Linked DNA regions of Homo sapiens: region 1 is linked to region 2. A link is a loop called in an ENCODE intact Hi-C map of the cell type or tissue named here. Cell type or tissue: mammary epithelial cell. All regions are shown on one strand. Each heading gives the region's core, and the rest is flanking DNA. Links, peaks and the distances in the headings are about the cores only.

Region 1 (16,261 bases), core at 5,278-13,277, 51 kb before region 2:
TCTTAAATAAAATCTTTGTCATATGGTGTTCATGCTATTTTTATATTTCTTTGAAAAAGAGAAGTAGTAAGGTCTCTGATTAATTAGAAGCACTTTTAATTTTAGAAAATACGTAATGATAAACAATAAAATGGGGGCATACTTAAAAGAATGCTAGAGGTAAAAGGGTGGAGAATCATACACAGGTCTGTCTTTGTACGATGCGGTTTTCTATATAAGTAGAATTCTCCATCATTACCTGGAAAATTCAGTCAACTGAAGCACTCTGTCCTCTAATCACATCATAATAATCTGAAGTGAGATTATGTATTTTTTTAAAGGAAATATTTAAGATGTGTAATAAGGATAGTGTCACACTTTCTATCTAAATATGATGCTGCATGAAGACAGCATGAACAGAGTCTTAGCGGTAGATTTGCACTAGCCCACTCCCATGATTTTACCTATGTTTTTTACCTTTATACTAATGTTACTTGTGTGTATTGAAGCATCATAATTAGGGCTAAAATAGAACAAACATAATGGGGCCATATGCAAATCAAACTCATAACTTTGACCTAATTTTGTCTTGTATAAGTTGGGCAAAACAGCCAGTTTTATTCACCCATAAGGGTTTATTGAATTCCTACTGTGTGTCTGGCACTGCACTAGATGCTGGGTTTTAGTAGGGAGCATATTAGACCTGGCTGCCACGCTTATTGTATAATACCTAAGAGAGAGACCTTAAATACATAATCACTAAATAACTAACCCTATGATTGCGATTATGATGAACTCAGTTAAGAAATACACAGTTCTGTGAGAGAACCCAAAAGGGATGATGGCAAGCTTCTGGGAAGCAGTCGTGTTGAAGCTGAGGCCCTGGTTGTTGTGGGGTGAAGAGCGGGGAAACAAAGCCTTTCTATCAAAGGAAGCAACACAGATGGTCTTCCAACACAATGGGAAATGGCTTGGCACACTGGAGTTACTGGAAGGAAGGTGTCTGGCTTGAGTGTGACATTCAAGCAGGAGAGTCACAGGAAATGGGGCTGAGAAGGGAGCCAGGGCCATTTCATGCAGGGGTTTCTAGAGTTTAGACATTGAGTGTCATGTGAAGCCATTGAAAGATTTCCAGTTGAAGAATGATGAGATTAGTTTTGCTTTGTAACAAGATGACTCCTATTTCTGTGAGGAGAGTGGGTATAGAGATTATATGAAGGGAAACCAGGTAGGAAACTACTGTGGAAATTCAAATGGAATATAAAGGTTTAGAATAGGTAACAATTGAGATTAACAATTGTGAATGTGTTTGAGATTCACTTAGGAAATAAGAATCAGCAAAGGCCAGGCGCGGTGGCTCATGCCTGCAATCCCAGCACTTTGGGAGGCCAAGGCAGGCAGATCACCTGAGGTCAGAGATTCGAGACCAGCCTGGCCAACACGGCGAAACCCCATCTCTACTAAAAATACAAAAATTAGCCAGGCATGATGGCAGGTGCCTGTAATCCCAGTTACTCAGGAGGCTGAGTGGGAGAATTGCTTGAACCTGGGACACAGAGGTTGCAGTGAGCCAAGATCACGCCGTTGATTGCACTCCAGCCTGGGTGACTGAGCAAGACTCCATCTCAAAAAAAAAAAAAAAAAAGAATCAGCAGAACTTGGTATTGTATTGACATGGGGTTTTGTGGCTGGAACAAATGTGTGTTTGAAGATGCTGTTTATTGAAATGATGTAATTATTTTCTATTGCTGCATAACAAATTACCACAAATGTAGTGGCTTGTAATAGCATCCATTTATTAGCTCTCAGTTTAGTAGATTATAAATCCTTATGAGACCTAAATTATTGTGTTAGCCAGACTGAGTTCTTGTCTGGAGGCTGTGGGTAAAAATCTACTTCCAAACTCATTTTTGTTGGTAGAATTCAGTTCCTGTATTTGTTCCCCAAGGTTCCAGTTTCCTTGCTGGCTGTTAGCTGGGGGTTATCTTCATTCTTCTCATTTGTCTCTTCCACCTTTTTTTTTCTTTTTTTTTTTTTTGACACGTCTCGCTCTGTTGCCCAGGCTGGAGTGCAATGGTGCGGTCTCGGCTCACTGCAACCTCTGCCTCCTGAGTTCAAGCGATTCTCCTGCCTCAGCTTCCCGAGTAGCTGGGATTACAGGTGCCTGCCACCACACCTGGCTAATTTTTATAGTTTTAGTACAGACGGGGTTTCACCATGTTGGCCAGGCTGGTTCGAACTGCTGACCTCGTGATTCACCCGCCTCGGCCTCCAAAAGTGCTGGAATTACAGGCGTGAGCCACCGCACCCAGCCTGGGTCTTCAATCTTTAATCCAGTAAAAGTGTGTCAAATCCTTTCCATACTTTAACTTTCTGACTTCTAAACCCCCTTCTGTCTGACCTCTAGGTACGGATTTAAAGGGACTCATGTAATTAGGTTAGGCCTACTTGGGTAATTTTCTTTCTTTCTTTCTTTCTTTCTTTCTTTCTTTCTTTCTTTCTTTCTTTCTTTCCTTCTTTCTTTCTTTCCTTCTTTCTTTCTCTTTCTTTCTTTCTTTCTTTCTTTGTCTATCTTTCTCTCTCTCTTTCTCTCTCTCTCTTTCTCTCTCTTTCTCTCTCTCTCTCTTTCTTTCTCTCTCTCTCCCTCTCTCTCTCCCCCTCTCTCCCCCATCTCTTTCTCTCTTTCGTTTTACTCTTGTTGCCCAGGCCAGAGTGCAATGGCGCGATCTCGACTCACTGCAGCCTCCACCTCCTGGGTTCAAGCGATTCTCCTGCCTGAGCCTCCCAAGTAGCTGGGATTACAAGTGCCCACCACCATGCCCAGCTAATTTTTGTATTTTTAGTAGAGATAGGGTTTCACCATATTGGCCAGGCTGATCTTGAACTCCTGACCTCAGGTGATCCACCCTCCTTGGCCGCCAAAAGTGCTGGTATTACAGGCGTGAGCCACTGCGTCCTGCCTACTTGGATAATTTTCTTATCGTAAGGTCAGTTGATTTAGGACCATAATTACATCTGCAAAATCCCTTTATCACAAGTGTGTGATTTCGTGATATTCACTCACTCAAGGGGAGGAGATTATACAAAGGCTAGGGTCATTGGGGTCATCTAAGAATTCCTCCTTAGAAGTCACAGAAGATAGTGAACCAGGGGAAATGCGTATCGGGGTGGGCAGAAAAGATAGGATCCAGTTTTGTACCTATCAAAGTAAGTTTGAGATGCCTTTGACATATTCTGATGGACATCTATGGTATAAGTAATCATAGATAATGTGCTAGATAGTAGGTGCTTTCATCAACTCATTTAACCTAAACAGCAACCCAGTGAAGTGAGAATTATTATTATTCTTCTTCCAATCTACGTATAGGAAAACTGAGTCTTAGTGTGCTCACCGGCTTGTTCAGGGTTACTCAAGAAGTAAGTAGAAGAATCGGTTGTGAAACTGAAGCAGTTTGGCCACAAGGCCCATCTAAAGCACTGTGCTTAGTGGGATCAGTAGGATATGGGTCAGGAGCTTGTAAAAGAGGTCTGGGTTGCAGATTAAAATCCTAGCATCATTGACCATTAGATGACATTTAAAGCCAAGGTAGTAGGTTAGATCATCTTAGGAGAGATTTTAGAGTGGAGAGGAAGAAGACTCAGAATTGAGTCCTGAAAAACTCCCAAAATTAAAGGAATCGATAGAAAAAGAGTTGCTAAGAAATGATACAGAGGAGGAACAGCCAGAAGAAAAACCAGGAGAAAACCTAGGAAAGTTGTGGTGTTTGGAAGCTAAGGAGAAAAGATGCTTTAGGGGGTGGCAGGGGATCAATTTGACTGACTACCTAATGGCCTCATCAAGAACAATTTTGGTGGAGATTTGGTGGGAGAAGCCGGATTGGAATGGATTGAGGAGTGAATGCAGGTGAAGATAACTTTTGAGAGACTTGGTTCTGGAGGATATTAAAGAGAGGGACTTAGCCAGAGAGCTATATGGGGTTCAGGAAGGGTTTATTTGTTGTGTCCTTGTTTTAAGATGAGTGATGGTAGAGCGTGCTTAAGTATTACTAGGCTGGACCTAGCCTAGTACTACAGTTTCATAGCTATTAAAACTGTACAAGATGGGATAGACGATGGTGTCATGGTCCTGAGAAGGGGGATGGGATGTTGTGCACCTGGGGGGTTAGGAGGTCCGATAAAAGACTTGCTTTTATTATTTAATGGGAAGGAAGAGGTAGAGGATACAGGTCCATTTGCAGATTTGGTGGCAGGAAGATATGGGAGTTTTGAGTTTCGAGCATGATTCTTTTTCTTCTCAAATTATGAAGAAAAGGCAATTCTTTATCCAAAAAGAGAAAAATAGCATCATTGTTTTTTAAAAATTGTGATTCTGGTCTTCAAAAAAATTCTTTTTTTTGAGATGGAGTCTCACTCTGTGCCCAGGCTGGAGTGCGGTGGTGCGATCTCAGCTCACTGCAACCTCTGCCTCCCAGGTTTAAGAAATTCTCTGCCTCAGCCTCCGGAATAGCTGGGATTACAGGCGCGTGCCACCAAGCCCAGCTAATTTTTTTTTGTATTTTTAGTAGAAAAGAGGTTTCAGCATCTGGCCAGGCTGGTCTTGAACTCCTGACCTCGTGATCCACCCACCTCGGCCTCCCAAAGTGCTGGGATAACAGGTGTGAGCCACTGTGCCCAGCCAAAAAAATTCTTAGATATGGAAAAACACAGAAAGTTGACACAAAATGTATATGCTATAAGATGAAAGTTTATAGAATGTTATAGAACAACTTACTGAAAGAGGTTTTCAGGCATAACCATTGAAATGCTTCTGTACTTTCCACAGAGGTCATTTCCCTGAACGTGTTCTCTGGATCATGCCAGAATTCTTAGTAAGCTTAATGTTCTCTTTCTCCTTTTTGAAGTGTTTTATATTTAGTTTAGTTCTTCTAAGTTAAATTTATTTGGTACATGTATTGGGAAAAAAAAGCCTGTTTGTTACTGCTTTATAAGCATTTGTTTTCTTATTGACTCAGCTTTCATACTGGCTCAATCATGTAATTCCAAAATCGGTTGGATATGTAAACACTGCCGTTTTATACACCAGAAGTACAGTAAGTCTTCAAGGTAAGTGACCTGACAATAAGAGCAAAGTGGGCAGCATTGTTTTAAAGTACACAGATATTAAATATAACTTGGTTCTGCCTCCAGCAGAATGCTGTCCAGAGACACGGTTTGAGGCCCAACCACAAATCTAAACAGCTTCAGAATAGCTTAGCACCTGGCAGTTAAAAGGACTTGAATGTGCTAGCTATTTAGCTTATTTTTAAGTTCTTATGTATGCCCTAGACTTGGGCTAATTGGACCCTGTAGACAGGAGTTAAAGATTTTAGATTTCAGAGTTATGTATGTGTTGTCAATACTATACTGGGCAACCACTAAATTAGAGCTTATCTGGTAAATTGCTTTATAAATAATTTATTTCCGCCTGACAAAAAGAAAAAAATAATCTCAAATAGCAGAAAAAGATTTTTTTCTCTCTGCATACAATTGTCACCTTTTGACTGAAGCTAAATTAGTCTAAGAAGCTTATGTTTTGTGATGTTGAGTAAAAAAGACAAGGGAAATGAAAAAAAGTTGTTGTCCCAGTAAATGAGAGACTAAATACATATTTCCTAGTTGGCATATTGAAAGCGAATCCAAGCCTATTAAATAAGGATGATTGAGTCAGATTGTGCTTTGCACCTGTTTTTGAAATCTTCTGCTTCCTCAGAGACTTTACTCCATGTTGTTCTCCCCTTTTCCTGATCCTCAGGTTCTCCTTCCCACAAACACATTTGAGTCTTTTTGTAAAAAGAAAAAAGAAAAAAAAAATTCTCTGTCGCCCTCTAGTTATTTCTATTATCCCTCCTTCCACTAGTTTTTGCAAGAGCAGTTGATACCAGCTGTTTCTACTTCTTTATGCCCCATTCACTGGATCTGCTGGAAGATCAAGCTTCCATCTCAAGCACTCCACTGAAACTGCTTTCACTAAAGTTACTAATGTCTCCCTGTTCCTAATCTGGTGGAAATGTCTCAGTTTGAATCTAACCTAATTTCTGTAGAGCACTCAGTGCTTGGATATTGGTACTTTCCTCCCCTTGCCCAGTGACAAACTGTGCTCTTCTACCTGGTTCTTCTCAATCGGTGACTGCCTCATCTCCTTACATTAGCTGCTATCTCTGCTTGTGCCTTAAATATTGGTACTCCATTGTCAGCCCTGTTTTCTTGTAACTGTATGCATTCTTCCTGGGAAAGCAAATGTTATCATTGCTTGAACTAGTATCCAGGCCCTATTTTCAGCCTACATCTCTTTCAGGTTTTCAAGACCCTTTCTTGAGTTTCTTATCACTTCTAGCAGCCCACTAAACACAAAACATTTGGATAGTCCACAGGCACCTTAGACTCTGAGGTTAATAATACTTTTTCTTCCAGCTTTCCATGTTTTATTTTTTAATTTAATTCAATTTAATTTAATTTAAGAGGCGGACTTTCGCTCTTGTTGCCCAGGCTGGAGTGCAGTGGCATGATCTCGGCTCACTGGAACCTCCACCTCTCGGGTTCAAGCGATTCTCCGGCCTCAGCCTCCCAAGTAGCTGGGATTACAGGCATGCGCCACCACACCCACTAATTTTTGTATTTTTAGTAAAGATGGGGTTTCTCCATATTGGTTCTAGGCTGGTCTCAAACTCTCGACCTCAAGTGATCTGCCCGCCTCAGCCTCCCAAAGTGTTGGGATTACAGGCGTGAGCCACCTCACCTGGCCCCATGTTTTATTTAGTGGCATGCCATTCACTATTCTGCCAGGACTCTAGTTAGAAACATCCAGACTTCTTCCTCTCTCTCACATTCTCCCCACCCACCAACTTACTCTCCTAGTTGTGTCAGTTATAACTCTGAAATATTAATACCTCCTTTATTTGTTTCTTGCTCATCATTGCCATTACCATAGTCTAAGTTCAGTGTCTAATCTAATGATAATAGCTATCATTTATTTAGCTTTATGTGTCAGGCCTCTTCCAAGATTTTGCCTATCTTACTTAATTTTCACAGCACACCTATGTGATGGGTACTGTATTTGACACCTGTGGTGCGCAACCTCATCCTTCTATCTGCCTTACTCTGGAGTCAAGCTGTGGCTGTGGGCTGTGACAAACAGTTCTGTTTGGGCTTCAGCTCACTTCAAGGTGATGGCACCTGGTTTTAAGCACATATTGCTGCACATTGTTTACTTTCCGTCCCAGGCTTTTGACTCCTCCAAGGCTTAGTTCTCTGGTGGGAACTGGCTCAGGAAGCATAAATGTGCATCTCAGAAACATAAGGACCTTGATGTCCCACTGGGGCAACCTTCAACTAATGGAGTATGAGAGCTGAAAATAAATGCTTATTTGTATTGATCTGAGAGTAGAAAATTCTGAGGGGCATTCCATATGTTCCTCAAAAGATCCAGATCAGATTGAGTTGGTAATGCATTTTTGTATTGGTTTTTCTTTATTCTCGATTTCACTCTCAATTCCTCCTCACTTCTGATTGGGATTACCTTCCAAATCGCTTTCATGAATCCAGGCTAAGACATTTATTATCTACCATGGTTCTAGAAATTGACAATATCCACTGGGATCTCAGAGTGGATGACTTACTGGTGAGACTGCAACAAGGACCCCATTGCTGGTGGTAGTGGGTACTAATAGCCCCCTGCATGCATCACAGCACAGTTAATAAGACTCTTACCTTCAGGGGATTGGGACTAGAATTGAATGGAAGGTGAAGAGTTGGGTTAATTGATAGCTCTAGGACTTGAATGGTATGGGGATGGTGGAAATCAATAAGGATTTGGAGTTAATGGACCTCTTTTAGCTTTTGAAATCTTGAGGACAAGAGATCAGCCAGTTATCAATGCAGGGTACACTGTGAAAAGAGGGCCTATGGCAGCATTTGGAAAGATCCCCATTGCTTGTGACTATAGGACAGATTATGCCAAAAATCAGGCTGAAGATTTAATCATAAGGGTGAAAGAGCTGTATACCTTCTGTGGTGGGTTTGTACTGTGTCAACTGGGCTAAACTGGAATTATGTTTCCCAGAACTCCCTTCTAGGCTCTAGATTAGCACTGGCCATGAGACATTTTGAGTGAGATTTGGAAGACAGAAGTGAAGCAGCAGCAGCTGGATATATTTTATGGCTAAAGATTGGTGCTGGTACTAGGCACTGTTGTAACTCCCACACATGATTGCTAAGCTGCTGTGTCATATTGTTGGTTTGGAGCAGTAGCCAGGTCTGCGGCTCCTTCAGCTCTTGTTGCATCACTGCCATCAGCTTCTGGCAATTCTGGGCCAGTGTGTACAGCTTTTCTGCAGGTTATCTGAATCATTGAGTTTGGAAGCCTGAAGGTGGTGAGAGACAGACATGGACTCTTGTTTGTCCTCATGGGTTCCAGATTGTCTTTGGGATTCCAGTCTATTCTTACTTTTTTCTATTTTGTATTACTCTTTCCTTTACAACTCCAGATGTGGAAGCAGTCTTATACAGACTCTTTAACCAACTCCCACACCTGTGTGAGGCCAAACTCCTATATAAGTCTCTTATTGTATAATTCATAGTGGTCCTACCTCTCATACACCCTTGACAGGTGTTCAGGGCCAAAGTCTGACCCTAACATGGGAAGAGTAGGACCCTGATGAAATCTCAGAAGGAGACTTCTAAGTGGATGACCTGAGAATCTTGAACTCCTTAATTTTCCTGAGTCCTCTGGATAGGCAGGATCAACACCTTGTTAGAGAGAATAACTTTTCCTTGTTTGGAAACCAGGCAGAGATCACATAGAGATGGATTTCTTACAAGGTGATACTTGTTCTCCTTAAGCTCTGTCCCATCTCTCACCCCTATTTCCTCCAGAACAATAGCTAGACACAATCTCAGCATAGCCTAATCAGGGATGTTTTTCTTATTCTGGGAGTAAATACTCAAGCACGTAATCCCAGGACCTGGCTAATATGTACCAGTAGGAACAGAAGGAACATTTAGGGAGGTGGATCTTGCAGGTCTTGCCTGGAGTGGGCTGGCGGAATAATAAGGATGAATAAGGGAGAATTTATTAACATGGGAACGCTATTCGTAACTCAGGATTTGACATCCTAATAACTTGGTCCTAGGATACACTGGTGGGATGGTTTCTTGAAGCTTGGACATGAGTATGACCTATAGTACATTAGATAAATATGCAAGAACTTCTTTGGCAGAGTATATTGAGATCAGAACTCACAGAGAAGAGAGAGTTTTAGAATGGATTTACTATATGAGACTGGAGAACACACTATCTGACCATACTTCTTAGGAAGGTCCAAAGAAAACACTTCATTCACCAAGGTAATTAAGAATGCACTGGTGAGGGGACACAGGCTGGAGTTGATAGGAGATGCTTCCATGGAGCTATGTTCCCTAGTATCCATAGCAATGATAGGATTTTGGAATGGCATAGGCCAGATGGTGATACCATTAGGGCTAGGGTGGATGTAATTACCATAATGGGCCACAGTGGCATTCAGGGTGTCTTTATCCACAGAGATTTGGGGCAGTGACTAGGATAGGTCATGGGGCAAGAAAGATGACAGCCAACTAGGATGTTAGTTGACTTGTATGATTCAGACCTTCATCTCTGGGGGATCTTCTCTTGCCTTGCTGTTGTTGGGCTGTGGTTGCTTCCAGTGCCTGTTTAGAATTATTCAGCAGGCATGGAAGCAATAAAAAACATTCCACTATATCCCTTGAGTTCAAGATAAGTTCTTTCCTGTCCCCATTAGGTAGTAGTTTCTCCTTGAAGACTCAGTGACCAAAGGCAGGAGGGGATTCAAGCTGTATTCTGTTAGCTCTCTCTTAAGCACCATTTGACGTCATCTTCAAACTCCCTCATGCAAGCTTTGACTCATGTTATCCCAACAGTGTCTTGTCTTGAGCATGCTCACTGTGCATCTTTTCCTTTCTGCTCCAAGGCGTCTCCACTGTCCACCCAGCAGAAGGTACAGGTGAGAGAGCATACAGGCATGTGCAGCCTGGAAGTGCTAGGAAGTTAATGCTCCCCTTGGGCAACCCTGAACTAGAGGGGGCAGGAGCCAGTAGAGAAATTCTTTTCCTTGTCCTTGCACAGACAATTGACAATTCTGAGAGCACTCTAATGGTTCCTTAGGGAATCCTGGCAAAATTGAGCTCCAGTTACCCACAGCAGTGACCTCGATAAAGGTAGCTTTTTATTGGCATATGCTCCTTTCCAGTTTCATGTTCCTTGGTCCTTTACTTCACCTTCCAGCTAAATTATCTGCATGTAAATGTCCTTTTCTGATGTGCTGCTTTGGGGAAGAACCCAGGCTCATACAAGTACATTTGTTATTTGTGTGCATGGATCTGTTTGTCTACCTGCCTTCCTAGCTAATCTGCCTATTCATCCACCCACCCACCCATCCATCCATCCTGTTACAAATAAAGGACTTAGAGTGGTAAAAATACTTGATCAGCACAGCTTTAGTAAATGGTAGAGTTTAGTTCTAAACTGAGTTCAACTGAATCAAAACATACTCTCTTCTTCCTTCATTATACTGTCTTCCGACCTTTGAAGATGAAATCAGTAGGCCTTAGTTAGCTTGTCTTTCCAAGTCCTCAGTGGTCTGGAGCTTCTTAACTGTCCATACAGGTTGGTTATAGTTCACCAGTATACAAGTTGGGCCATGCACATGCCCATCCATTTGTCAATAAATTCTTTTCCTTTTCCTGTGCTTCACTGTGGGGAGTTGCACCCCCCACAGTCTATTTTGAAAATGTCTGTGTACTCTTTTCTGTTTCTTTTTTGAGTCCTGTCAACTCATTTCGTTTCTTTCTTTTTTGTTTGTTTGCTCATTTCTGTTCTTAGTTTTTGTATTTCTGCTTCAGGATTTTTTTTTTTTCATACCCTAAGTGCTTGCTTGAAGATACCTAATTCAGTTTGGAGTGTTGTATTACCATATTCTTCAGCTTTGGGGTTTTTTTTTTTTTTTTTTTTTTTTTTTTTTTTTTGAAGGTGAGGGTTTCATCAGCTGAAATGCTTTGATTAGCATCTTCTGATTTTCTTTTTAAACAGTTTTCTGTGTCTCTGTTTGGCTTTTTTGGGTATATCTCTTCATTTTCTACTTAAAACATTCCATAGCCCCCTCCTGTGCAGTAGCTTTTATAGATGATGTTGGGGGAGGAGATGGGTTTGGTATATCTTGTTTCTCCTTCATTTCTGTTGGATCCTTTCTGTTTTTCCTCTTGTTTCTTTCTTTCCCTTTACTGCAGTGTTTCCAAATGTACCTACCCTTCTATCTGGTTTGCCCTCACAAGCTGTGCTTCTCCAAGGCTAACCATCACACCTGTTTCCTGGCTGGTGCTTTAAAGCACCCACGTCCTGACTTATGTATAATATTTTGGCTTTTATGGCTGGACTCTTTCTGGGGGATGATTTTGTCTTGCTTTGTCTAAGTCCATGCCCCCCTACTCATTTTTAGTGTCCCATAAGCCTCCCTTCCTTAGTCTTGCTGTAGCAGCAGCTCTGTTGGAATTTGGTCTATTTTTCTATGACAGGTAATTTGAAGGTTGTAATACTCTGTCTCCTAGTACTAGTACAGCGTGGTTCATATGCAGTTTTACTTGTTGGTTTTATGGTCTTTTTTTTTTTTTAAGGGTGAGTGGGGAGATGTGAAATCAGGCAGACTTCATTGATGCCCACATCCAGAAGTTTCTGTGTACTTTTAAAGGCTTAGCTCAAATTATCATCTTTCCTTTGAAGTCTTTCCATATAGCTTTCCAGTTTCCATGCTCAGATATTCTGTTTCCTTGTGTTCTAACTACCTTACCTCTCCCTAATTACATTTGTTATATTGCATTGTAATTATATATTTGTCTCCCCTCCCCCCATCAAATTGTGAACACCTCTAAACCAGCAAACTGTTTTTTTTTTCTTTTTTGTGGTACATACTATGTGCCCACTAAATGGATTGACTTAAAGCAGAATAGAGGAACACTTAATGAATGTCACTGTGTCCGAAATTTATTCCTGCTGGTGGGTTCTTGGTCTCGCTGACTTCAAGAATGAAGCCATGCACCTCGTGGTGAGTGTTACACCTCTTAAAGGTGGTGCATACCCAAAGAGTGCACCGCAGCAAGATTTATTGTGAAGAGTGAAAGAACAAGGCTTCCACAGCGTGAAAGGGGACCCGAGCAGGTTGCTGCTGCTGGCTGGGGTGGCTGGCTTTTATTCCCTTATTTGTTGCTGCCCATGTCATGCTGATTGGTCCATTTTACAGAGTACCGATTGGTCCATTTTACAGAGTGCTGATTGGTGCGTTTACAATCCTTTAGCTAGACACAGAGCGCTGATTGGTGCGTTTTTACAGAGTGTTGATTGGTGCATTTACAGTCCTTTAGCTAGACACAGAGCACTGATTGGTGCGTTTATAATCCTCTAGCTAGACCCCACTCGACCCAGGAAGTCCAGCTGGCTTCACCTCTCATCACCTCAGACAGCTATGAATAATATGAATATTTTGGGATCAAATTTATCTTTTTTTTTTTTTTTTGAGACAGGGTTTTTACTTCTGTCTCCCAGGCTGGAGTGCAATGGTGTGATCCTGGCTCACTGCAACCTCTGCCTCCCGGGTTCAAGCTATTCTCTTGCCTCAGCCTCCCAAGTAGCTGGGACTACAGGTGTATATCACCATGCCCAGCAAATTTTTTTGTATTTTTATGTAAGGGTTTTGCTGTGTTGCCCAGGCTGGTCTCTAATGCTGTGGCTCAGGTGATTTGCCTGCCTCAGCCTCTCAAAAGTGTTGAGAATACAGGCATGAACCACTGCGCCTGGCCTAAAAAGAATTCTTTATGCTGCATACAGCATAGCCTTATGTTCTTGGATTTATCTACATTGTTGTGTGTTAGGTGTATTGTATTCATTTTCATAGATTTAAACTTATGTGTATGAAGACTATAATTTATCTACTTTACTGTCAATGAACATTTGAGTTTTCTTTTTCCCTATTAAAAACAATATTGCTGTAAACGTTTTTTGTTTCATCTCTCCTGGTACAAATGTATAAGAGTTTCTCTCAGATACATGCCTACAAGTTAAATACTCTAGTGGTCATGGAGGTATACACATCTTCACCTGTACTAGATAATTCTGATTTTATCTCAAAATAGTTTTATTAATTTATACTCTTAACAGTACTGTGTAAGTAATCTGGTTGTTCTTCATTCTGTCCAACAGTTTTTATTTTTATTTTATTTTTGAGACAGAGTCTTGCTCTGTTGCCCAGGCTGGAGTGCAGTGGCGTGATCTCGGCTCATTGCAAACTCTGCCTCCCGGTTTCAAGTGATTCTCCTGCCTCAGCCTCCCGAGTAGCTGGGATTACAGGCATGCACCACCACACCCAGCTAATTTTTTGTATTTTTAGTAGAGGCAGGGTTTTGCCATGTTGGCCAGGCTGGTCTTGAACTCCTGACCTCAAGTGATCTGCCCACCTCGGCCTGAGCCAGGTGTGAGCCACAGTGCCCGGCCCAACAGTTTCTATTGTCACGTTAAAAAAAATCTTTTCCAATCTGATAGGGATGAATCTTACTGTCATCTTATTGTGATTTTAAATTTACATTTTCCTTATTATTAGTGAGGTTGAACATTTTTCTTTTTTCTTTTTTTTTTTTGAGACAGAGTCTCACTCTGTCTGCCAGGCTGGAGTGCAGTGGCGCCCCAATGTCGGCTCACTGCAAGCTCCACCTCCCAGGTTCATGCCATTCTCCTGCCTCAGCCTCCCGAGTAGCTGGGTCTACAGATGCCCACCACCACGTCCAGCTAATTGTTTTTGTATTTTTAGTAGAGACGGAGTTTCACCGTATTAGCCAGGATGGTCTCAATCTCCTGGTCTCGATCTCCTGACCTCGATCTGCCCACCTCAGCCTCCCAAAGTACTGGGATTACAGGTGTGAGCCACCTCGCCCAGCCAAGGTTGACCATTTTTCATATGTTTATTGGCTGTTTAGATTTCTTTTGTGAAGTGCTTATGTCTTTTTCCTATTTTTCTGTTGTATGTTTTTCTTTTTTTTTTTCTATGAATTCTGTGTAGCAGTTCTTTGGCAACTCAGAAGTCTTGCTTTTCTTGAAAGTGTTCTGTCTTTCCCGTGCATGTTTGCTTATGTTGTTTCTTTGATGTGGACTATATATTCCTGTTAAAACTCACTCAGTTCTTCAGGACCCATAGCCGTCAAGCATGAAGCTATCTCTGATGTTCCAACTAGATGTGTTGCCCCTGCCTCTTTGGAATTCATGCAGCACCACATTTTGGCTGTAGTGCATAGTTAGGTATTATAGTTTTTTTTTAATTGATTCCGTTCACTCTAGCAGATAGTGTGCTTTGTGGGGAGGAACTGTTTCATCATCTTTGTTTCCCAGTGTCTGTCATAGTAACTGTGCGTGTTTAGCTGCAAGTAAGAAAACTCAACTACAGTGGCTTAACTAAAAAGGATTTTTAAAATCCTTGCATAACAGGGAGTCTGGAGCCAGGAAGCCCAAGCCCCTAAGAATCTAGACTCTTTCTGCTCTGGCAGGCTTAAATGTGTTTTAGCTTTTGCCCTCATTGATTATTCACATTCACAAAAGAATATGGGAGAAGAGGAAAACAGTTTCTAATGTAGGTTTTGAAATCCTCTTTACTAGACTTTTCTGTATGTTGAATTTTTGGTCACATGGTATCACATGGTCATCATTCTGCAAGGGAGGCTATGAAATCAGATATTGAGCTTCCCAAGGGGAGAAGGTAGTTGAGAATGGTGAGAACGGTGTTTAAGTGGACCTGCCTATAATGTCGCCCGCAAAGAGTACTCAATAAATATTCTTTGTTTAATTTTAAAATTTTTATTAAAACGATCCATATAAATACTTAGTCAAATAGTACAAGAGGGATTTTATTCCCAGTTTCTACTCTTTTCTAATATTTTCTACCAATTTCAAGTGGCATTTTAAAACTCTTGAGTCATCAATTTTAGACCTGTTTTATTTCCCTGCCTGTCTACTTAATGAAGTTATATTATAATTTTGGTTGAATCCACATTCAGTTTTTAATGGCTATATAAATATTCATTGTGGGGCCAAGTGTTTTATGTTTTTTTTCCTTCCTTAAATAAGTTTTTTTTGGTTGTTTTTCCTGGAGTTAAATTACCCCAGTCTTTTCATTCACTTAGCTTTCTTTGAGTCTCTAAGTGTTTCTACATGTTTTAACAGCTTTATAAAATACTTTTCATTATGATTTTCTATAGGTTAGATAACCCATGAGTTCTTTTTTTCTTAAAGACAGTCCTTTGTGGAACTCTGTTCCGTCTCTTCCATTCTGGATTGGTTTCTTTCTCAACTTTGTGTAACTGTCATAATGGGATTTTCCTTCACTATCATCCTGGGAATTATGTGCTTAATCCTGTTTCCTGGATCCAATGGCTGTCCTCTTTTTTAGTATTATATCTGTGGCGCATCCTCCAGTAGATTGCTGAGAAAGCTTGCATAGGAGATTTTTTTTTGGAAAAGCTTTTTCAGATATTAAAATGTCTTCATTATGTTCTCATATTTGTGACAGGTTTGCTTGGTTTAAAGTTGTAGATTGAATTGTTACTTGGGATTTTGAAGGCATTATCCCATTGTCTTCTAGCTTCTAATGATGCTGATGAGAAGTTTGATACCATTCTTATTTCCAGTGGTTTGTATGTGACCTATTTTTTAAAATCTCTGGAAGGTTTTAGGATCCTCTCTTTATCCCTGGTTTGGAATTTTGGAATTTTACATTTATATTTTAAAATTTATTTGCTAAGCACTGAGTATGCCCATTAAAACTCCTTTAGTTCTGGGGATATTTTTTGAATTAGTCCTCCTCTGGGTTCTTCTGTTCACTTTTTCTAAAATTCTCTTAGATACTGGATTTCCAAGATTATTCTGTGTTTTTAAATTTTTTTAATCTCCTGTTGTTTATCTCCTTGCATCTTTACTTTACATTTGGTCTCTTTCTTTAACTTTATTATCTAGACCTTTAATAGGCTCCCCCTATACAGATTTAAAAGTTTTCTAAGAGCTTGATTTTTTGTTTTATTTCTTCTTAATTGCTCTCTTTTTCTATTTTATGGTTGAACTATATACCTCCTTAAGGATAATTATACTTTTTATGAAGTTATTTTCCTAGTACCCTGGGTTGCCTCTCTTTCTTCTGAACTTCCTTTTTTTTTTTTTTTT
Region 2 (16,261 bases), core at 5,305-13,304:
GTGACACTCGCTTATAGTCCCAGCTACTAGGGATGCTGAGGTAGGAATATCTCTTGAGTCTGGAAGGTTGAGGCTACAGTGAGCCATGATTGTGCCATTGCTCTCCAGCCTGGGAGATAGAGCGAGACCCTGTCTCACTATAGTTTTGAACTTCTGGGCTCAAGCAGTCCTTTCACTTCCACCTCGTGAGTAGCTGAGACTGCAACCATGTGCCAACACACTCAGCTTGCTTGCTTATTTACTTATTTAGTAGAGACAGGGTCTCGTTATGTTGCCCAGGCTGGCTTCAAACTCCTGGGCCCAAGTAATCCTCCTGCCTTGGCTTCCCAAAGTGCTGGGATTACAGGCATGAGTCACTGCATGTAGCCACAATCATTATTAAACCTCTAAAGTGCTAGATAAGGAATTTTCCTTACTCTTGCCAGGTATCTATGCAGTTGAGTAGTCTTTCTATCAACTGCTTAGATTACCTGGCAAAAGTAAGGAAAATTCTTAAGCTTGAAAAAATAAAATGGGAGCAGGAATTTAGAGAAGCAAATAAGCTGCCTGAGGGCAGAAGTTATGCTGGAGAAATCCACCAGTGAATTCCGAGCTAGTTCTTTGGGTTTACCATTTTCATACTTCATATATAGGAGACAGCTTCTAAGGCACTCAAGCGGTAGAGAAGGCTACTGCTCAGTAAAACAGTAAATGAGAAAATAAAAATCTAGCCTGCAAAGGGAGATAGAGGGGAAACTTTTCTGGCTTAGCATTGGCTTCGGGTGAAGGAAACAAATAAGCAGTAAAAGCCTTCCGTGAGTCATAACCTTAAACCAAACATCATACAGGTTTGCAACTTCAGTTTGTTATCCACTTATGTGATTTAAAAAAAGAAAAATCCTGGCCAGGCACGGTGGCTCGTGCTTGTAATCACAGCACTTTGGGAGGCTGAGGCCAGCATGGGAACACCCCATCTCTACTAAAAATACAAAAATTAGCCAGGCGTTGTGGCGGGCACCTGTAATCCCACCTACTGTGGAGGCCAAGGCAGGGAGAATTGCTTGAATCTGGGAGGTGGAGGTTGCAGTGAGCCACTGCACAGAGCAAGACTCCGTCTTATATTAAAAACAAAACAAAACAAAAAACCACACACAAGCAAGTATGAATTTAGTTTATTCTACTTATGAATTGGTAGTGTTCCCAACAGCACTAGCAAAGCAAATGTAAATCTTCTCTGGAGGATTTACTTAGATCTTAAGGAAATAGCAAAGAAAGTTTTACAGACATGATTTTACTATCAAAAATTACAAACACCAGCCGTGTGCGGTGGCTCACGCCTGTAATCCCAGCACTTTGGGAGGCCGAGGCAGGCGGATCATGAGGTCAGGAGATCGAGACCATCCTGGCTAACACGGTTAAACCCCGTCTCTACTAAAAACAAAAAAAAATTAGCCGGGCATGGTGGCGGGCACCTGTACTCCCAGCTAGTTGGGAGGCTGAGACAGGAGAATGGCATGAACCCAGCAGGCGGAGCTTGCAGTGAGCTGAGATCACACCACTGCACTCCAGCCTGGGCGACAGAGTGAGACTCAGTCTCAAAAAAAAAAAAAAAAAAAAAAAAAAAATCACAAACATCCAAGAAGCAAAGCACTATGAGTGAAAGAAGTGGAAACAACAAATAATAGAATTAGACCTAAAGAGACTGTTGGAATTATTAGATATAAAATATAAATGTGTATGTTTTTAATTAAGAAGAGATTTGATTGTAATATTACGGAATAATACATGCTAAAAAAATGACCAGACAGATTGGAGAAAGAACCAGTAGTCCTTCTAGGAGTGAAAAAAAAACAATTCAAAGTATAAACTTAATGGATGCTTTACTGGTAGATGAGATATAGCTAAAGAGAAAATTATTGTGGATTGGAAGATAGATTTGAAGAAAATATGCAGAATATAGAATGGAGAAAAAAGAGATAGCATATGAGAGGACTATTAAGATATAGAGGATAGGCCGGGTGTGGTGGCTCACAGCTGTAATCCCAGCACTTTGGGAAGCTGAGGTGGGAGAATCCCCATCTGTCTGGGCAACATAGTGAGACCCTGCCTCTAGAAAAACAAACTAACTTAGCTGGGCATGGTGGTGCATGCATGACTGTAGTCCTAGCCATTCAGGAGGCTGAGGTGAGAGGGTTGTCTGAGCCTGGGAGGTTAAGGCCACGGTGAGTTATGATCACATCACTACACTCCAGCCTGGGTTGTCTCAAAAAAAAAAAAATAGAGAATAGATAGAGAAGATACAACATTTTTCTAATCAGACTTTCAGAAGGAGCTTATAGAATGAGTAGAGGCACTGTTCAAAGAAATAATAGCTGGGAGTTTACAGGATTAAACGTGAATTTGCAGAGAGCAAATACAAGTACTTGCATACAAGTATAAAGAAATTCTTATGTAGATACATCAGAGAGAAACTGATGAACATGAGACAGAGAAATACCTGAAAAGCAGTCAAAGAGAAAAGACTTATTTATAAAGGAACAACAATTAGTTTAACAGTGGACTTTACAACAGCAACCCTGGAAGCCATGTAAAGTGGAATAATATCTTCAAAATGCCCAGAGAAAATAACTGTTAATCTACACTTGTATACTCAGCAAAACTGTTTTCCCTAAGTGTGGCAAAAAGACACTTGTTGTTGTTGTTGTTCTTTTTGAGACGGAGTCTTGCTCTGTCTTGTTGTTTTTTTTGAGACGGAGTCTTGCTCTGTCACCCAGGCTGGAGTGCAGTGGCACGATCTTAGCTCACTGTAACCTCCGCCTCCTGGGTTCAAGTGATTCTCCTGCCTCAGCCCCCTGAGTAGCTGGGACTACAGGCTCATGCCACCATGGCTGGCTAATTTTTGTATTTTTAGTAGAGATGGGGTTTCACCATATTAGCCAGGCCGATCTCGAACTCCTGACCTCATGATCTGCCCACCTCGGCCTCCCAAAGTGTTGGGATTACAGGTGTGAGCCACCACGCCCAGCCAACATTTTCAAACATACAAAAGCTGAGTGAGTTTTCTACCAATAGGTCCCCTATGAGAATTTTAAAAGAAGTAGTTTTAGGAAGAAGGAAAATAATCCCTGGAGAATTTTCCGAGATGCAAAAAGAATTACTGAACAAACAGTCTAAAGCATACTGACTGTGTAAAGCTCTCGTCACGATGTCTCATTTGTGGAGTTGAAAAAAGAAAACTGAAAAATTGGACAAAATAGCATTTAATTTGGGAGGTGACAGGAGTTAGTTTCCTGAAGTAATGTTCCTCAAAGTTTAACATGCACAGTAATCTTGAAATGTGTAAATTACCAAACTGATTGAAAAAAGGTGTGAGAAACCTACATAGTCCTATAACTGTTAAAGAGATTGGTCAGTAAGCAAAAATCCTCTTGCTGGGAAGACACTCAGTACAGTTTTAAGAATGAGTTCTGCCACACATTCAAGGCATAGATAATTCTGATCTTCCACAAACTCTTTCAGAAAACAGGAAAAGGGGGATTATTTCCTCCAACTCATTGTATGAGTCCAGTGTAACCTTGATTCCAAAAAACACACTAGGACAGTATAAAGAAGGCAGATTATCAGCCCATTTTATATATGTGAAATTTTTAATATCAAATTTATATAGTCAAACCTTGTGTGTATTTTCTTTCAACACATTGAATACTTTGACTCATTATCTATTATACATCTGCACTGAGTAGTTTGGTTACAGGCCTTGAAGACAATTCTGTAAAGGTAAGGAAACAGTTTACCTGTAATGTTTTACCTTTGTATTTCCATTTTGTGTGTGTGCACTGTTTTATAATGGATCAGTTGTCAGCCATGGAGACTGCTTTTCCTTTTTGCCAGCTGACAGTGTAGTCTCTTATGAGAAGATGGGATAACTAAGAAATGTCATTGTAAGTATATCTGCCTTTAAAAAATCACAGTTTTGATGACTAAATGGAGTAGGTGGAAGCTTTTATAATGAATATAATAAAATCTCAATTTTTATTCAAAAATTTTACCACTAATCTTTCAGTTTCATTACCTTTTTAAGATAAATTTTTTTCAGCACTACTTAGAATAATAGGAAAGACTCATCAGATGTCTTCATGTGTCATGTAAGGTTTTCTTTGGAAATGAAACTGAAAACTCTTCTGATGAATTAATTTCTATATATTTAAACTAGAAAAAAATGCTATTCATCAAATATCTTGAAGACTGTGGAATATTTGAATATCAAAGATTTACTTTTTGACACTTAAATACATCTAATATGCATAAAACTCTTTTTTACTCAGATTGACTTGCTTCTCTTGAACTATCTGGTTTCCTTTGGCCTATCACTAACCTTGATCAGTTTTCTGAGCTAGAAACTTTTAAATAATTTTGGATTCTTTTTGGATTCTTCTCTATCTATTTTGACCTCTTTATCTCTCTTCTTTTTTTTTTTTTTTTTTTGAGATGGAGTCTCACTCTGTCACCCAGGCTGAAGTTCAGTGGTGTGATCTCAGCTCACTGCAACCTCTGCCTCCCAAGTTCAAGCTATTTTCCTGCCTCAGCCTCCCGAGTAACTGGGATTACAAATGTGCACCACCATGCCCGGATAATTTTTGTATTTTTAGTAGAGACAGGGTTTCACCATGTTAGCCAGGCTGGTCTCAAACTCCTGACCTCAAGTGACCCACCTGCCTCGGCCTTCCAAAGTGTTGGGATTACAGGTATCAGCTGCTGCGCCCAGCCCAGCCTCTTTACTTCTATTTTCTCACAAAGTCCTATAATTTTCCCCTTAAAGTGATCCTTGGATTTACCTTTTCTGGGCCTAAGAACGGAAAGTGCCATCACTCATTTTACCTTATGCATGGATTCTTTCAAGGGGTGTCTTAACCTGTCTGCCTTTCTGTAGGCTCTCTTCCATTTGTGCATTTTAATATCATATGCTGTTATACGTAATATACAGTCTTGCTAAAATACAACATTTTCGTGCAGTTTTTCTATTTAAGAACATATACTGCATTTTTTCCCATTTAACTATTCAAGCCCAAATTCTTGCCTTGCTTTCAGTTTCCCCTGTCTTTTTTCGCCCAGCTTACCCTGATATTCTGCCTACTTTCTATTTTTTTCCCCAACTTTTATTTTAGGTTTGGGGGTACATGTTCAGGTTTGTTACCTGAATAAATTGCCTGTCGCTGGTGTTTGGTGTAAAAATGATTTTGTCACCTAGGTAGTGAGCATAGTACCCTATATGTAGTTTTTCAACCATCACCCTTCTCCTACCCTCTCCCCTCAAGTAGGCCCTAGTATCTATTCTTTCCATTTTTATTTCCATGTGTACTCAATATTTAGCTCCCACTTATAAGTGAGATCATTTTCTTTTCCTACATCAGTTTGCTTAGGAAAATGGTCTCCAGCTGTATCCGTGTTGCTGCAAAGGACATGATTTCATTTTTTAAAATGGCTGCATAGTATTCTGTGGTGTACATGTACCATATTTTCTTTATCCAGTCCACCATTGATGGGCGTCTAGGTTGATTCCATGTCTTTGCTATTTTGAATAGTGCTGCAGTGAACATGCAATGAACATATGAGTACATATGTCTTTTTGGTAGAATGATTTATATTCCTTTGTGTATATACCCAGTAATGGGATTTCTGGGTTGAGTGGTATTTCTGTTTTAAGTTCTTTGAAAAATTTCAACTGCTTTCCACAGTGGCTGATGTAATTTACATTCCCACTAGCAGTGTATAAACATTTTGTTTTCTCCACAACCTCACCAGTATCTGTTATTTTTTGGCTTTTGAATAATAGCCCTTCTGACTGGTGTGAGATGGTATCTCATTGTGGTTTTTATTTGCGTTTCTCTGATGATTAGTGATGTTGAACATTTTTTCATATGCTTGTTGGCAATGTGTATGTTTTCTTTTGAGAAGGATCTATTCATATCCTTTGCCCATTTTTTAATGGGATCGTTTGTTTTTTGCTTGTTGATTTGTCCGCCTACTTTCTAGTCCACTTTATTTTCCTTCACTTGCCTACAATTATGTGTACTTTTCCACCCTCTGATGCCCTGCCTTATCTTGTCCCCCCATTGGTAGTGCTCATCTTTTTTTCCACCTGTCCAAATCCTGCCCAAATTGCTTTATTCTCTGAATTGTTGCACTGAGAGCCCTCCATAGAGAGCATAGCACTGACTTGTTCTCTGAATTTTCCTTCACATCTGCAATCTTTCCTCTGGATTGTAAGCTCTTACGATCATCCCTGTATATTTTTCCAACCCTGTTGCCCTGTCCCCCTACCTGCCCATAATCCAGCATTGTGTGAAGTATAATAATAGTCTATCAAGTATGTCATTTATGCTGTTGTCTTTAGCATTATTCTTCAGATTGATACCCAAAAGCCCAGGAAATATCTTTGGCTCATCTTTTAGAATTTGTTTGATGATGAAATTTTGGGTTATTTTGGGGAATAATGATTATATTTTTATTTCTTTTTTAATCTCTCTGCTGCCTTCCTTTTGACCATTTTGCCTTCTTTGAGATATCTGTCCAAGTATGGGAGAAGAAAATGTTTAAATGTACCTGTGGGTGTGCATTATCAGTAATTCTAATAATGAAGTGCAGCATGAAGGTCTCAGCTAAAGACTTTAGTATTCTCTGAATTTTCTTTTTTTATCATAAATGGTCATGTACTTTGAAGAGCTGATGTCTTGTCTTACCATGACAAAAAGGAAAAAAGAAAAATTTTGCCATGTAAGAGTAAAGGATGCAGCCAAGTTGATTCACTCTTCTGGTTTTGGTGCTTTCACACGGTTGTAGAGTACTTGAGTATCGAGGATGACGTAGAAGACTCAAGTTTGCATCTTGACACTCTTGTTGTTTACTTGAGTTTCTTGAGTTAATCATATGAACTCTGTGAGCCCAAGTCCCTTTGGCATAAGTTATTATAATAATACCTATCTCACAATGTTGTTATAAGTTTAATGAGATAATGGATATGAATTGCCAATTACTAGATAACCATGGGTTATGGTTATTGAACAGGGAACTCCATTGTAAAGCTGTAACCTAAATTGAAAAAACAAAATTATTTAGGACTTACTCATAAGAAGAGATTATTTATTTATTATTTTATATAGTCACTTACTTTATTAGCATCTCTGGGAGTAATTTCAACTAAAGTGATATTTTTAATAAAAATTTAACAAGTGAGAAAATACCTCATAAATGAGATGTTGCTAATTGCAATTTTGTTAGCATTTACAAGAAGTTGATTTGTATGTTACCTTAAGCATAACATGTCAAATGGAAAGATTATATTTCTTTGTTATTTATTTATTTATTTATTTTTTTGAGATGGAGTCTTGCTCTGTTGCACAGACTGGAGTGCAGTGGCATGATCTCAGCTCACTGCAACCTCCGCCTCCCGGATTCAAGCAATGCTCCTGCCTCAGCCTCCTGAGTAGCTAGGATTACAGACGCCCGCCACCATGCCTGGCTAATTTTTGTATTTTTAGTAGAGACGGCGTTTCACCAAGTTGGCCAGGCTGGTCTCACCTGACCTCAGGTGATGCACCCGCCTCGGCCTCCCAAAGTGCTGGGATTACAGGTGTGAGCCACCATGCCCAGCCTCTTATTTGTATCAAACAAATGTATTCAAGCATCTTAGATTCTGAACCATCTTAGTGTAGTATAGGTTAACATTCCTCTCCTAAGATATACATGATATGAGTAATAAAATGTTTTGATTGCCTGACACATAATAAATGCTATGTAAGTTTTAGCTATTTTGTTTTTCAGTTTTAGCTATTATTGGGGAAGCTGAAAGGGAATGTAGTTCAGCTTCTAAAAGAGCTGATGTAATACATTACCAAGCTTTCAGCTTAGCTTTATACATAAGTGAATGTCATTTCTTAATGAGTATTTTTTGTAAAGCCTAAAATGTGTCCTGCAGTAAATAGAGAAATAACAACCACCAAAGGTCTTCCTGGTTTCAGGCCTTGCTGATGCATTTATTTCCATTCTAGAGCCAGAATGATTTTTCTGATGGGCAAATTTGATTATGTCGCTTCTCAATTTAAAACCTTTCAGTTCATTCCCGTTGGTCTTGGGATTCATTCATTCATTTGTATTTACCAAGAGGCAGACACTGTTCTGGGTGCTGGAGATAAGAGTAGTGAGTATTAAGTATGTATATGTTATACACACACACACACCATACAACATAGAACCTTGTAAATGGAATAGTATGGAGCTGGTCTTCATGTAATGCAGAGTTATTTGTGAGTTTATGAAACCTTGGAGTGAGTGCTGGCAAAGTATAGAAATTCAGAGGGCCTTGCTTATGATAGTGTCTAATGAGCAGTAACCATTTGTGTCTACCTTGGTCCCTGGTGTCCTCTTTAAGAAGTTCACTTTTTCCTTATGTGGATATCCTTTGTTGTTGTTGTTGTTGTTGTTGTTGTGGCTGCTGCTGCTGTCATCTAATCAACAGCAGATCTTGTAAGTTTGCTCTGTGGAAATACTGTTTTTCCAGTTGAGGCGGTCTTTGGGCTGCTTTCCCCAGCCTTCAGTGCCATCTTGAAATGTAATTTGTGATATTTCTTTACTCATTGGTCCCAGACTCTATGAATATTCCTGATAAGATAGCTTTTTTTCCCTCCAATCTTTTTTTTACTACAGATTTAGAGTAACACATTTCATTTATTAAATGAGACATACTTGTTTCTCATGGGTAATTTGTTACTAGAGGATGCTGTAAATTGCACTAGGCAACTTAAAGACATTGCTACTTTTTGATGACATGATAGAGGGAAAAATACTTTGGTTGAGTCATTTAAAAGAGTGTTTTAAAAAGTATGATGACTTAGTCATCATTTGTCATTTTATTCTTTTAAGTGTTTGGAAAGTATCCGTATTAAAATAATACCTTTAAAAGCATGTATTCATTAAATTGTCAAAATTGTCATTCAAAAAATTTATAATTTTGCATTTGTGTATGTGTATACCCACTATACCTTATGCTTCAGTGTAAGCCTACAATGTTTATGTAAGTCTTAGAGGTTAAATGTTTGTGATGTTTTATGCCATAATAAAAAGATGATTCCATATGAAGGTGTCAAATGACATTGTCTCTCTAGTGTAAATACAATTTTATTTATTATTGATACTATGTTAGGTCATGTTAGCTAGAAGCAGATCCCGGGACATGGATTTGGATTTATGTGATTTACTGCAGGAGCACTCTCAGGAGAACAAGAGTGAGGGAAGGAGGGTGGTCAGGAGACTAGCCTAAACAGGCATGTGGTCTAAGCAGTGGTCTGGATTCAGCCTGGACTCATGGGAAGTTTTGGAGCAAGAGCAAAGAGGCAGGCCTTTCATACCTGTGTTAGTCATTGGCTGCAGGCTGCTTGAGTGAGGGTGGAGTAGAGAATGATGGCATGTAACCTTCCAGGTGTGGTGGCCCCTGTCTACCTGAGGCCTTTCTCCAGCAGCCAACACTCACAGCAGCTGGAGAATAGATGCACCGGCCTGTAAAGGGGACCTGGCAGAACACCATCAGCACCCACTACAGGTGGTCATTAACTCCAGCAGTTAAGACATCACTATTTAGTTAGGCAAACAGCTTGTCTTTTGAGATATAAATAGAGAATTATTTATGAATATGCATCTTAGTCTTCTTTTGATTCTTATTTTAACGTATTTTTTTTTTTTAGTAAGATGCTCTGGTAATCATGTTTACCAGATTGAAATAAGCACACCTGGAGGCATAGCTAGTGTGGTGGATGACCAAGTCACCATTTCACAAGATTCCAGTAATCTGGAAAGATTAATTTTAGGAGTGATTAATATGATTCTTCAGTTAGTAGAAATTCTCTCGTATGACACAGTTGGTATGTGTAGGTAATTTTAAAAAGTTGGTTCAAGTGTGAATCATTTAAAAATCATTATATATTTTTTGAACATTTTTTACTTAAAATGTATAAGAGTACTTCACTTGTGAATCTTTGGATGTAAGCACAGGACTCTGAATGTAGGTTAATAAACAGTTTATTTTGCATAAACCACGGTTGAATCCATCATCTAAAAATAACAGTTTCAGGTTCTTTAGAGTGAGAACTAGCCAGATTTTAAGTAGTCTGAATACTCCCCCTAGCCTTTTATAGTTGTTTCACTCACACCTAATTTTTCAGCAGTTCCTTTCTTTAAAGTGTTTTGCTTTTATCTAGTCCTTTCAAAGCATTCATCCTCATTTTTCTCTTTGGCATGCACATTTCAGTGGTTCATGTAATATTTAATGAATTTACATAATAAGAATAACAGATACAACAAGTAGAAATAGGCAAAGCAACAAGTATCAGTGACTGGCATGGAACTGCATGGGTGCAGAAATACACATGTAAACTAGTCATAGATTGTCAGTGTGCAGTGGGTGTTTTCAGAGGGAAAGGGGAGTATAAGACTAAGTTGGTCTTAGGAGCTGGCTAAGTATAAGTCACTTAAGAGCATTTCTACTGTATTTTTTAAGTGGTAGTTCAAGTTCAATAGTTAATAAGTTTGTTATGAACCCAAAGTGCAGCATGGCTAGTAAACATTCTATTCAAGGTATAATTTTAAGCTGCATTAACAAAAGTTTGAGTGAAAGAAAACATTGCTCTCACCTTGGTTGAGCCATTCAGGTCCTAGTGAGAACAGCATGTCCAAGTTGAGCACAACAAGGAAGGACGTAAAGCAGGGGCCTCTGAACAATGGCTCTTATTCCTGGCTCGTGGTTGCCCCTTCAGAATAATGCATGTAAACGTGTACACACACAAAATTTTGCATGCATTTAATTATGTTACATTTTAAATTGATTGTTTTTACAAATTAAAAATATTTTCTAACAAATTAACCTCATACCATTTTAATGTAAAAATTAAAGGCGGCCGGGCGCAGTGGCTCACACCTGTAATCCCAGCACTTTGGGAGGCCGAGGTGGGCAGATCACCTGAGGTAGGTAGTTCGAGACCAGCCTGACTAACATGGAAAAACCCCATTTCTACTAAAAATACAAAAAATTAGATGGGCGTGGTGGCGCATGCGTTGTAATCCCAGCTACTTGGGAAGCTGAGGTAGGAGAATTGCTTGAACCCAGAAGGTGGAGGTTGTGGTGAGCCAAGATCGTGCCATTGCACTCCAGCCTGGGCAACAGGAGCAAAACTCCGTCTCAAAAAAAAAAAAAGATTAAAGGCTACTTATGAACATGTTTAATAAATTCAAATTTTGCAAATAAAATGAAAGATAAGTTTATGCTCAAGAAGACTGCTTTGGCTTGGCTTAAAAAATAAGTTGGAATTGTGCAGTGGTTTCTGACATGGCAGCATGGATGTCTTCTTGTTTTAAAACTGTCAGTCATTTTTAACTTTTCTTTATTATAGCCATAAGTGCTTAAAACCTGGTTCACAATAATTGTGGCAAATGGAATAAGAGCCACACATTTGGAAAAGCAAGCTGAAAAGAAACCTACTCCAAGGAACCAGAAATTTTTCTATGACACTTCCTTTGGTTCAGTATATATTATTTCTTATCGTCAAGCCACTGAAATCATTATCAGCAAAGATTGTCAACGTTTTGCTGTCTACATCAGGTAGAATAGAATTATAAATCCACATTTCAGTTTGAACAGAAGCGACCTTCATAAGATGTCTGCAGTGTTCTTCCAACCTATAGAAATGTATATCCAGCTTTGGAAAAATTTACATAGTTGATCCAGTTCTCTCTTCTGAAATGGCTGTTTAGCTAAAAGAGCACATAGGTTTTCAGCAGCATTCAAAATGGTGTCTGTAGGGCCATGAATTGAAAGATTTACGTCATTCATTTGGTCTCAAATATCAGCCAAGCTAAATCAGTAAGTAATCCTTCCTGTCATTTGTTCTTAGAATGTACTTTCCCTCAGTCTCAAAAAGTAGAACCTCTACCTCAAGTTCAGTCAAACACTGCAGGACTAGTCCTCTGGAATACCAGTGAACTTCATGATCTCAGGCCGAGTGTGGTGGCTCACGCCTGTAATCCCAGCACTTTGGGAAGCCAAGGCGGGTGGATCACCGGAGGTCAGGAGTTCGAGACCAGCCTGGCCAACATGGTGAAACCCCCATCTCTACTAAAAATACAAAAATTAGCTGGGTGTGGTCGTGGGCACCTGTAGTCCCAGCTAATCCGGAGGCTGGGATGGGAGAATCGCTTGAACCCAAAAGGGAGAGGTTGCAGTGAGCCAAGATCATGCCACTGCACTCCGGTCTGGGCGACAGAGCAAGACTTGGTCAGAAAGAAAGAAAGAAAAAAAGAAAGAGAGAGAGAGAGAGAGAGAGACAGAGAGAGAGAGAGAGAGAGAGAGAGAGAAAGAAAGAAAGAAAGGAAAGAAAGAAAGTGTGTTTAGAACTTCATGTTCTCTTTTGCTTTTCATTTCCCCATTCCCCTTTCCCGATGCCCCTTTCCCCTCCCCTTCCCTTCCCTTTTCTTTCCTTCTTCCTTTTTCTTTTTCTTTCTCCTTTTCTTTCTCTCTCTCTTCTTTCTTCTTTCTCCCCCTGAGACAGAGTTTTGCCCTGTTGCCCAGGCTGGAGTGCAAGTGGCACGATCTCAGCTCTCTGCAACTTCTGCCTCCTGGGTTCCAGCAATTCTCCCACTTAAGCCTCCTAAGTAGCTGGGACCACAGGCATGCCCCACCACACCCACATAATTTTTGTGTTCTTTGTAGAGACGGGGTCTCCCTATGTTGCCTAGGTTTGTCTTAAACTCCTGGGCTCAAGTGATTTGCCTGCCTCTGCTTCTCAAATTTCTGAGATTTTAACATGAGCCACTGTGCCCATACTTTGCTCATATTTTTTTCTTTCTTTCTTTTTTTTTTTTTTTTGAGATGGAGTCCTGCTCTGTCCCCCAGGCTGGAGTGAAATGGCGCGACCTTGGCTAACTGCAACCTTTGCCTCCTGGGTTAAAGCGATTCTCCTGCCTTAGCCTCCTGTGTAGCTGGGATTCCAGGCACCCGCCACCACGCCCAGCTAATTTTTTTTTTTTTTTGAGATGGAATCTCGCTCTGTTGCCCAGGCCGGAGTGCAGTGGCACGATCTTGGCTCACTGCAAGCTCCACCTCCTGGGTTCATGCCATCCTCCTGCGTCAGCCTCCCGAGCAGCTGGGACCACAGGTGCCCACCACGACCCCTGCCTAATTTTTTGTATTTTTAGTAGAGATGGGGTTTCACTGTGTTAGCCAGGATGGTCTCCATCTCCTGACCTCATGATCTGCCCGCCTCGGCCTCCCAAAGTGCTGGGATTACAGGCGTGAACCACCGCGCCTGGCCAACTTTTGTATTTTTAGTAGAGACGGGGTTTCACCATGTTGGTGAGGCTGATCTCGAATTCCTGACCTCAGGTGATCCGCCCGCTCCGGCCTCCCAAAGTGCTGGGATTAGAGGCGTGAGCCACTGCGCCCGGCCCCCTTGCTTATATTTCTTAACAGAGTATCTTGAAAAGACCTTGGCTCTGATGTAGTTGATAAGATTAACAGCGGTAGACACGACTTCTGTGAGGATTGCTAATTGAGCATTTGATGCCATTGCATGTTGATGCAGAAATTAGAGAGTCATACCTAGTAAGGCATGAAGGTAGTTTCTTTAAGCAGCTCCATCCAAGCAGGAAGTACTATTGTTTTATCTTTTTTTTCTTCCTTTGGAGACAGGATCATGCTCTGTCACACAGGCTGTAGTGCAGTGGTGCAATCATGGCTCACTGCTGTCTCAAACTTCTAGCCTCAAGTGATCCTTCTATCTCAGACCCCCAAAGTATTGGCATTACAGGCATGAGCCACTGAACCCAGTCCCTATTTTGTTTATCTTTTTTTTTTTTTTGCCAAAGGAATTTTCACTGTGGTAGTCTTTGCAGTTTCTTAAAATTACTTTAAAAATAAGATTACTCTAATAATGTCAGGGCACACATAGTGAATGAAAGGCAGGAGTTGGCTGCACTTGCAGGCAGTCATTCATCCAGTTGCAAACTAAAAGAAAAGAATATTGCCACCAGTTCCAGTTTCAATGGCCGCTCTTAAAATATTGGAGAACAAAAAGGTGGTCTGGAATAGATAGCATTATTCAACAGAAGGACTACTTTACTTTCTTTCTCTGCTCTGAGCTATAAACCAGCTTAACCAGGTAAGGTGGCTTCTTTAAGTTCTCTCCAGTATGGAATGTGTTTTCTTCCCATTTGGCAATGTGATAAACAGCTTTATGGGTGCTTCAAAAACAAAACTGTTTGGAGGCAACTATGTTTTAGTTACACAGCCTTCTTAGAAGTAAGATCGTTATCTGAAATACTTATTGTTTGGAATGTCGTAAGGCACTCCTTGAATGTTGGTAATAAGCATCCACTGGCACTTACCATGTGGTGAAGCATTGTAGCTTAAATGTTAATCATGGCAATTATAAAAGTAAAAACAAAATATTTGTGAGCTTCATTATAGTTTTTCCCTGACATTGTCTGATAGATGAACACAATTGCGTTGGCAGAGTACGTGGTCTTTAATTCATATTATTGGGAAACTTCTTGATGTTATCACATGGCAAGGATGATTGCGTATTATTTGACCATATAGATTGTAACATAGCAATCAGGATGATTTTATATTATTTGATCATATATATTGACATCCTATGCTACTTCATGCATATTTTGAGTGAAATACAATAGTTTTTAAAGTAACAGAAAGAAATCAAAGAAAAAAATATTTACAACCCCACACAACATATCAGTGGGACCTCCTAGTGGTGAGAGGTCTCGGAGTCATCTTACTTTGAGATTGGTTTAAGGAGGAAAGAGTATGGAGATTACATGATAGTGCTTTTAAATATTTAAAAGATTATCTTATAGAAGAAGAGTGATACTCTTTTTTAAGTCCAGAGGATATAGAAGGACAAATGAAAATTATAAAATGGCCTGCTTCCAGTCAATATAAAGAAGATTTTCTTTCAGACTAAGTTTCACTCTTGTTGCCCAGGCTGCAGTGCGATGGCACGCTCTCGGCTCACTGCAACCTCCATCTCCCAGGTTCAAGCAATTCTCCTGCCTCAGCCTCCCGAGGAGCTGGGATTACAGGCATAGGCCACCATGCTCGGCTAATTTTGTGTTTTCAGTAGAGACAGGGTTTCTCCATGTTGATCAGGCTGGTCTCAAACTCCTGACCTCAGGTGATCCACCTGCCTCAGCCTCCCAAAGTGCTGGGATTACAGGCCTGAGCCACCACGCCTGGCAATATAAGGAAGATTTTCAAACAGAGCCTCCCATCAATAAAATGGGCCGTTTTGCAAAACTTCCTCCTCTTGGAAGAGGGAGCACTGGGTCCATTCACTGTTAAAACACCTAACTTGCATTGTGACTTCTATTTAATCTCTGGTTCCCTATTTATTTGCCTATGAGGTCATTCACTTAAGTGAAGCAGGTAGACCACAGGTAAGACTGGCCCAGGAGTCAGACTGAATGGCAAGTGTGATCTAGGACAAGTGACCCAACTCTTCTATACTTCAGTTTCTTCATTTATAAAATGGAGATAATAGTTCTCACCTCCTTATAGGAATGTTGTAAGAATCGAATGAGTTTATATCATAAGTGCCTGACAAGTACTCAGATGTTAGGTTCGAACACCCAGCAGCCTGTGTGTCACATGGTCAACACCTATGTTGCGGACAGATGTACTAGGAAGAAGCTGAACAGCCATGTTTGGTGATCTTGTGGAAAGAATTCCTGGTTTTGAGAGCATAGATGGATTCCCTAATTTCTAAAAACCATAGTGCTCTGGAGTTAGGAACCTGGGATAACAAGAATTTAGAGTAAGTGCCATGTGTATGTAAGGAACACAGAAGTTTCAGGGCTGCTTGTGGAAGACTTTACCTTCTCCTGAGTTTATATAGTGGCTTTCCCTGTTGGAAGGTGTAGTGCATAATATTTTCTAGCTTCATTTTGTTGCTTCTGAATAGATAAACATTTTTTTATTTGTATACCCTAATTTGTTAGGTTCCAAAAGTTGTCATTTCATCTTGTTGATTCACTTCTGCCTTACTGAGGTCTCAACCTATAATTATTGGATTTCCGATGAGCTAATACACAAACCTTTGTGAACTTTTTCTGTGCCCTGGAATGTGTTCAGTACGTTTACAGTACTGGTTATATTAAGATCCAGAATGTCTGATTACTAGCGCTTGTGAGGAATCACTTTTTTGTTCATTTATGGTTCAGAGTG

Evidence for each region. Hi-C counts contacts between places; a loop is a spot of excess contacts. Peaks named below come from ENCODE experiments on the same cell type or tissue, not always from the same donor. Only the 100,000 strongest peaks of a DNase experiment are listed, where the experiment ranks them.
Region 1: a loop joins it to region 2, with 1.9 times the contacts of the local background. A loop is called at or near these places in 4 of 110 quality-filtered maps.

What each region holds. Positions count from the first base shown.
Region 1 is chr14:91,030,624-91,046,884 of GRCh38, reverse strand. The region is part of intron 1 of RPS6KA5 (ribosomal protein S6 kinase A5); the gene reads left to right. Among named protein-coding and RNA genes, the nearest start is that of RPS6KA5, 22 kb to the left of the region's middle. In mammary epithelial cell, for the core only: no CTCF peak of the experiment used is centred there; a DNase peak (open chromatin) is centred at 8,284.
Region 2 is chr14:90,979,905-90,996,165 of GRCh38, reverse strand. All of the region lies in intron 2 of RPS6KA5 (ribosomal protein S6 kinase A5), which reads left to right. Among named protein-coding and RNA genes, the nearest start is that of RPS6KA5, 73 kb to the left of the region's middle. RefSeq lists an enhancer at 10,118-10,167. In mammary epithelial cell, for the core only: no CTCF peak of the experiment used is centred there; a DNase peak (open chromatin) is centred at 9,375.